2 separate regions of the Homo sapiens genome follow, and region 1 is linked to region 2. Evidence: read pairs that join two places in POLR2A ChIA-PET (ENCODE). Cell type or tissue: B cell. All regions are shown on one strand. Each heading gives the region's core, and the rest is flanking DNA. Links, peaks and the distances in the headings are about the cores only.

Region 1 (3,116 bases), core at 1-2,500, 620 kb after region 2:
CAGGCCCCCTCACCACACTGCCCGGCTATCCAGAAGGTCCTGCCCACATCCAGCGCTGCCCTCCTCTCTCTTTGTGACTGCCCGTGGTCTCAGTTTCTCTCTTTCCCTCTCTTTCTTTCTCCCTCTGTCCTGCTCACTTTCTGTTTAGGCTCCCTCATACTCCCCCCACCCCTGACAGCGAGGTGCACGTGAGTTCTTCTGATTGCTGACCTAGACCTTCCTAACCACTCCCCGGCTGGGTTCAATTTCCCCAAGGGGTGAGACCCTCCCCAAACTCTCCCACCTACATCCAGGGTCTAGGGGTGGAGTTTTGATATCTCTTTGAGCCCTCAAACAGATGGGAAGGTTGAGGGTCTGCATGGCACGTCTGTGACCTGCCCCCACCAGGCCGAGGGTCCTCTGCTGGGAGGAGGAGCCAGTTTTCTGAGAGGGAGGTGCCGGTATCCTCAGAGACTCCTGAATTCCCAACCCTTCCCTCCCGAGGTGGGCGGGTCTCCTCACAGGGAGGCGGAGGGAATCCGCTTAATACCCAGGGATCAATGCCAAGCGGGGGAGCGGGACGCCGATCAGACATGTGACTCGGGAGGCATGATGAGCACGTGCAGACCCAGAACGTGTGAAGAACATACGTGTGGAAAAAGTTTGTGTCACTGATAGGCACATCAGAGGCATGACACCTTCCTTCCCTCCTCCACCCGCCCTCTCCCTCGGGGGGCTAGAGGGCCCCCCTACATACCAACCACACACGTGTTTTAAGTGTGTGTGCACACGCACACATGCAGCCGTCTGGAAGAGCATGGCCGGGGAGCTGGGCTGGAGGGGTGGAGGGGGAAGGGAGAGGAAGGCAGGGTCGCCCCACCCCCACCCCGTGCCCGTGCCTACCGAGTGCCGCCTCCCGGTGGCTGGTGAGGTCTCTGCCCCCTTGACTTTTCCCTGCTTCGAGGAAACACCTCCCTTTAGGGGAAAGCGAGATGGTGAGGGGAAGGAGGGGAAGCACTGACTCTCGGCAGAGGCATGAGCCTGATTTTCCAGTCCGGGGAGGGGCGGAGGGAGATGGCACTGGGGACGCCCGGGCGATGGGGCCTGACTCAGAGCCAGAACCACAGGGCTCCTCCGCTGTATTGTCGTCGGGGAACTAGAAGCCACCAGGTTTATAAGAAACTGCAATTCATCTCTGCCCTCTTCCACCCCTCTGCAAGGGATCAAGGTTAGACTAGAAGAAGAACTTATAGCCCGGGGCAAGAAAGGGACTCTGCCTCAGGTGATTTTTTTGGAAGCCTTCCCTGGGTTTCTTCGAGAAGAAGGGCCTGCCCCAAGGGGGTTAGATCGTAAGAAGAGCCTGGGGCCAGGGCGTGGGGCCCCCCATTTCCCTGTTTGTTGTCAAGGAAAGCCCCCTCCTCACTTCCAGCCCGGAACAGGAGCTCCTAAGAGCTGTCGACAGAGCTACTGCTGAGGCTGCGGCAGGGGCATACAGGGATCCCCAGAATCCCAGGCAGTCTGGCTGGCATGGAGGGGATGAGGCAGCTGGTGGCTCCACTTGGCTCTGCTGCCTCACTCTTGGCCACTGGCTCACGTGTCCCAAGGTGAAAAGCAAGAGGGAGGAGAGTGCAGGTTCGATTAGCAGGAGGGCAGAGCAGAAGGTGTGATGAACTTAGGCGTGGGCAGAAAGACGGAAGCACTGCCTGGCAGGGCACATGCCCAGTGGCATTCTCTTCCCATTCTAGGAGCTGCCCAGGCCCCTTCCCTCCTCAGGCAGAAACACCTAACAGCTTGGATGGCTGGCAGTGGGCTCCGTTGCCTGGGGCAGGGAGTTTGGAGAAGTGAGGAAGGCTCCTGCCTCTCACTCCACCTGGAAACCAGGACTCCTGGGTCCTTCCCATCTGGACTCATCTTCCTCCACTGCCACAGTGGCTGCTGTGTGACGAAGCTAGTCCCTGCCCCTTTCGGTCTCTCAGCCCTGCTTCCCCACTCCTACCCCATCAGCAGGATGGGATTTGCTGAGTAACGGGGTCGGGTTCTGCAGGGTCATCAGACAGAAAGGACACCAGGAGAGGTGAGAAGAGGCCTGGGTTGAGGGAAGGGTAATGTCAATTAGGACACCAGGATGACTTCCCAAAACATAGGGGAACACTCACTGGGTGACATAGAGGGCCCTTCCATCTTGCCTTTCTCCAGAGGGAATAAGGAGAAGGACTCAGCCCGGGTTGGGTTGGGTACCTTATAAGGAGAGAGGGTCAGGGGATAAAAATAACTGAGAGCCTGGGAAAATTGTGTCACCTCTCTGAGCACCAGCTTCTCATCTGCAAAATGGGAACGATAGTGTCCTCTTCACACAGGTGTGGGAGGCTCCACTCAGGAAAGTGCACAGTAAGTGTTCATTAGGTCACCAGCCATGTGATCTTGACAAGGTATTTAACTTTTCTTTTTTTTTTTGAGACAGAATCTCTGTCTGTTGCCCAGGCTGGAGAGCAATGGCACGATCTCGGCTCAGTGCAGCCTCTGCCTCCTGGGTTCAAGCAATTATCCTGTCTCAGCCTCTTAGTATCTGGGATTACAGGCATGTGCCATCACGCCCGGCTAATTTTTGTGTTTTTAGTAGAGATGGAGTTTCACCATATTGGCCAGGCTGATCTCGAACTCCTGACCTCCAGTGATACACCCATCTCAGCCTCCCAAAGTGCTGGGATTACAGGCATGAGCCACTGTGCCCAGCTGGTACTTAACTTTTTTTTTTTTGAGATGGAGTCTCGCTCTGTCACCAGGCTGTAGTGCAGTGGCACAATCCCAGATCACTGCAACCTCCAACTCCCTCGTTCAAGCAATTCTCCTGCCTCAGCCTCCTGAGTAGCTGGGACTACAGGCGCGTGCCACCACACCAGGTAATTTTTGTATTTTTAGTAGAGACGGGGTTTCACCATGTTGGCCAGGATGGTCTCAATCTCCTGACCCTGTGATCCTCCCGCCTCGGCCTCCCAAAGTGCTGGGATTACAGACATGAGCCACTGTGCCTGGCTGATACTTAACTTTTTTATATCTCAGTTTCCTTGTCTGTAAAATGGGAACAATGGTTCCCACCCAGTTGCCTTCACACCATTGTGAAGTCTAATGAAATCAAA
Region 2 (4,860 bases), core at 1,347-3,846:
CTGCAAGCTCTGCCCCCCCAAGGTTCAAGTGATTCTCCTGCCTCAGCCTCCCGAGTAGCTGGGATTACAGGCACCTGCCACTGCGCCAGGCTAACTTTTGTATTTTTAGTAGAGACAGTGTTTCACAATCTTGGCCAGGCTGGTCTTGAACTTTTGATGTCGTGGCCAACCTACCTCAGCCTCCCAAAGTGCTGGGATTACAGGTGTGAGCCACCACGCCCAGCCTACCACCCCTTTCAATGGCAACAACTCGACAACCCAGAAGTTATCAGCCTTTTTCTAGAAACATCTGTATAGTCCGCCCCTTAATTTGCATATAATTAAAGGTCGATGTAAATATGACTGTAGAACTGCCCTGAGCTGCTGCTCTGGTCACACTACCTATAGGGTAGCCCTGCTCTGCAAGGAGCAGTCCCTCTGCTGTTGCTGTAGGTCACCGCTTCAATAAAAGTTGGCATCTAGGCCAGGTGCAGGGGCTCATGCCTATAATCCTAGCACCCTGGGAGGCTGAGGTGGGTGGATCACTTGAGGCCAGGAGTTTGAGAGCAGCCTGGCCAACATGGTGAAACCCCATCTTCTACTAAAAATATAAAAATTTAGCTGTGTGTGGTGGTGCGCCCCTGTACTCCCAGCTACTCACGAGGTTGAGTGGGGTGAATTACTTGAACCTCGGAGATAGATTCTGCAGTGAGCCACTGTACTCCAGCCTGGGTGACAGAGTGAGACCCTGTCTCAAAAAAACAAAAAAAAAGTTGGCCTCTAACATCTTTGGTTTGCCCTTTAATTCTTTCCTGGGTGAAGCCAAGAACCTTCTCAGGCTAAACCCCAGTTTGGGGGCTTCGCGGCCCTGTGTCAACACCAGAAACTTAACCCTTTGGAAACTTTGATCTTGGACTTTCCAGCCTCTAGAACCATGAGAAAATGATCTGTATTATTAGGCTACCCAGTCTATGGTATTTTGTTGTAGCCTGAGGCGACTAAGACATTGAGCCTGTATCACTCAAATTTTGCTACCTGCTTGGCCCTTTGATGGCATTTTAGTTTGTGACTCTTGGCTTAAGTGATCATGAAGCCAAAACTGTTTAGGAAGGGAGCAAAATCAAGACAGATTAAAAAAAAAAAAAAAGGCTGGCACAGTGGATCATGCCTGTAATCCCAGCACTTTGGGAGGCCAAGGTGGGCAGATCACCTGAGGTCAGGAGCTCGAGACCAGCCTGGCCAAGATGGTGAAACCACGTCTCTACTAAAAGTTAAAACTACAAAAATTAGCCAGGCATGGTGGTGGGCGCCTGTAATCCCAGCTATTTGGGAGGGTGAGGCAGGAGAATCACTTGAACCCGGGAGGTGGAGGTTGCAGTAAGCCGAGATCATACCACTGCACTCCAGCCTGGGTGACAGAGCAAGACTCTGTCTCAAGAAATAAAATAATTTAAAATAAAAGAGGTAAGCATGCTGGCTCACACACGTAATACCACACTTTGGGAGAAAGAGGCAGCAGGATTGCTTGAGCCCAGGGGTTTGAGACTAGCGTAGGTAACATGGCAAGATGCCATCTCAATAAAAAAAAATATATATTTTAAAAAGAATAATAGGATCTTGCCTCTGAAGATGAAATAACAGAGGAAATTGGAGTAAGGAAGAAAAGTTGAGAGGGGCTAAGGTTATAGGTCAGAGAGTTGAAGGCTGGGAGCTAGGATTTCAGTCATGGAGCTGGTCCAGGGTCTGGGAAGCTCCTTTCCATGGTCATGGGTGGAGGCCGCTATAGACGAGAAGGTTACTGGAGTTGAAGAGAGTGAGGGAAGATGCAGCATAGATGTTAACGGTAGCTAGGATGATGGAAAGGAAGATACAAACCTAGGTGCTCAAACCATAGATTAACGTGGAGGAATGGATGGAAAGTTGGGAGATGATGGAGTTGAGGTGGACAATGGGGTCTTGTAGCTCAATGACATGGGCCTCAAAAGAAAAAGATTGTATATAAGATTGGAGGAGCACAAATGTGGGAGCAGCATGGGAACTATGAGAACTCCACCCTCCTTTTTTCAGCATTGTATGCACCCAAACCTCCTAATTCGGTGATCCTCTTCCCTAGAAGTAGTGTCCCCTAAGGCAAGGACAACTTTTATTCTTTTTTGTGAATTTTTAACTGCATTGCTAATCACAAAGTCTTTATCTAACAATATGTTCATCATTTCTTTTTTTTTTTTTTTTTTGAGACGGAGTCTCGTTCTGTCACCGAGGCTGGAGTACAGTGGCGTAATCTCGGCTCACTGCAAGCTCCGCCTCCCGGGTTCATGCCATTCTCCTGCCTCAGCCTCCCGAGTAGCTGGGACTACAGGTGCCCACCACCATGCCCGGCTAATTTTTTGTATTTTTAGTAGAGGCGGGGTTTCACTGTGTTAGCCAGGATGGTCTCGATCTCCTGACCTCATGATCTGCCCACCTCTCCCTCCCAAAGTGCTGAGATTACAGGCGTGAGCCACTGCGCCCAGCCGTTCATTTCTTTTGTTGTTTTTTGTTTTGTTTTGTTTTGTTTTTTTGTTTTTTTTGAGATGGAGTTTCACTCTTGTTGCCCAGGCTGGAGTGCAGTGGCGCGATCTCAGCTCACTGCAAGCTCCACCTCCCAGGTTCACACCATTCTCCTGCCTCAGCCTCCCGAGTAGCTGGGACTACAGGCGCCCGCTACCACACCCGGCTAATTTTTTGTATTTTTAGTGCAGACAGGTTTTCACCCTGTTACCCAGGATGGTCTCAATCTCCTGACCTCGTGACCTGCCCACCTTGGCCTCCCAAAGTGCTGGGATTACAGGCGTGAGCCACCGCACCCGGCCAGGGAGAGCTACTTCTAATCAAACACACTAATATTTCTGCAGCAAAGTGTGTGAATGTCCACATTATGTGCAATAAATAAGGATCATTTATAGTGTGATGTCACTTCATGGATCAGATTTTGCCACCAAAATGAGTTATGAAAACCTAGCAGTTTTCAGTTTTCAGTACCCTTCAGATTTCAGGATTAAGGATAAAAGATTGTTCACTCTCCTTAATCTACAAGTGAGATTCTCAAGCTGCGTTTTGCAGAACTACTTAGAGTGCCCCAGCCCAGAAGCACTGAATCAGATTCTTTGGGGTGTGGCCTGGGAATTGGAATTTTTGACAAACAACCCAGCTGATACTGATGAGAAACACTGCCCAGGGTGTAGTGCTATGGCATGGGAAACAGATGGGAACCCCAGCTGGGCTATTTTTATCACATGCCTCTCCCCAAACCTCCCTTTGACATCACTTTGACCCTGCAGTCAAGTTTCACAGAATTTTTCTATGACATTTTGATGGAGATGGGTGTCCAAAGGACAGGAATATACAAAGATCAAAGGGGCAGGGGAGAAAAACAAAGCAGAAAAAGGCAGACAGAATTACTATTCTAAACTCAAGCTACAGTCTGGTCATCAGATTATGTCACATGTATTCATTCACTATCTACTGAGTATGCGTTATCAGTCAGACACTGGTGCAGGTAGTTGGAAAATCACAAAATAATTCTAGACCAAGTAATTTTCCCTTTTGGCAATTCTCATTTCTCTGTACACCACTTGTTGTTTTTGGTTTTGTTTTGTTTTTTGAGGAGTGGGCATCAGCCAATGAAGCACATTGAGTCTTTCCCGGCGGTAGCTCCAACTGCAAAGCTTATACTCACGCCCCTCTTCATCTGGGCGTCTGTTTCTCTAGGCTTCTTTTTGCATGGGTTTGCATATGGAGATCTGGTTATCTCTGCTGAGGTTTCTATGTTGATGTCTCTGTTTGGAGGTCTCTCAGTAGGTAGGTGGGTATCCCTTGTCAAGAAGAAGGACCCACATTTAACATCACAATGTCTTGTGGACCCCCCACACGCTAATTGTCATCTTCTTTATATAGTTCTGGAGGTCAGAAGTCCAAAATCAGTCTCATTGGGCTAAAGTCAAGGTGTCAGTAGAACTGGTCCTTTCTGGAGGTTCTGAGGCCACCTGCATTCCTTGGCTCATGGCTGCTTCCTTGCTTCACTCCCACCTTTTACTTCCTTCATCACATCTTCCACTCCTGACTGTTGATCCCACTGCCTCCCTCTGATAAGGAGCCTCGTTATCACATTGGCCCACCTTATGAACCCAGGATCGCCACTCCTGTTACCGGGAGCTCCCAAGATGGTGGCGGGCTGCTTCCAAGATGGTGGCAAGCCTCGTGTTCTCTGACCTGGGGTTCTTGGCCTCATGGAGTCCGAGGAATGGAATCTTGGGCCATGCGGTGAGTGTTATAGCTCTATCAGAAGCCGTGGGTCACGGAAGAGAATCGTGGAACCCAGTGATTAGTGTTCAGCTCGATTAGGACGAACCCAGCACTTAGCCGTTTAGGAACAATGGCAAGCCTCTAGCCCAATCGGGAGCAGCAATGGGCACCTCACTGGATCAGGAGCACAGTGGACACCCTGCTGGATCCGGAGGAATGGAAGTCAGTGGCGGGTCTGCGATGGCGGCAAACAGCACTGGTGGACGGCAAGCAAAAGCTCAGCTCCAGCCGTAACAAACACGGACCAGAAGATAGTGCAGTTGCAAGATTTAATAGAGTGAAAACAGAGCTCCCATACAAAGGGAGGGGACCCAAAGAGGGTAGCCCTTTTTTTATTTTTAGTAGAGACGGGATTTCGCCACGTTGGCCAGGCTGGTCTTGAACTCATTACCTCAAGTGATCTGTCAGCCTCAGCCTCCCAGATTGCTGGGATTACAGGTGTGAGCCACTGTGCCCAGCCTTCTGACTTTTATAGTAAATACTTTTCTTGCTTGTCTTTGTACTTATATTGACTGTGTATGTATTCCTAAGCATGGT

Evidence for each region. Peaks named below come from ENCODE experiments on the same cell type or tissue, not always from the same donor. Only the 100,000 strongest peaks of a DNase experiment are listed, where the experiment ranks them.
Region 1: POLR2A ChIA-PET joins it to region 2 with 5 read pairs; 2 of 35 experiments call an interaction of 5 or more read pairs at or near these places.

Annotation. Positions count from the first base shown.
Region 1 is chr17:47,720,331-47,723,446 of GRCh38, forward strand. No RefSeq gene overlaps it. Among named protein-coding and RNA genes, the nearest start is that of TBX21, 11 kb to the right of the region's middle. In B cell, for the core only: no CTCF peak of the experiment used is centred there; a DNase peak (open chromatin) is centred at 981; H3K27me3 peaks cover 1,474 bases.
Region 2 is chr17:47,102,254-47,107,113 of GRCh38, forward strand. No RefSeq gene overlaps it. Among named protein-coding and RNA genes, the nearest start is that of CDC27, 85 kb to the right of the region's middle. In B cell, for the core only: no CTCF peak of the experiment used is centred there; no DNase peak of the experiment used is centred there.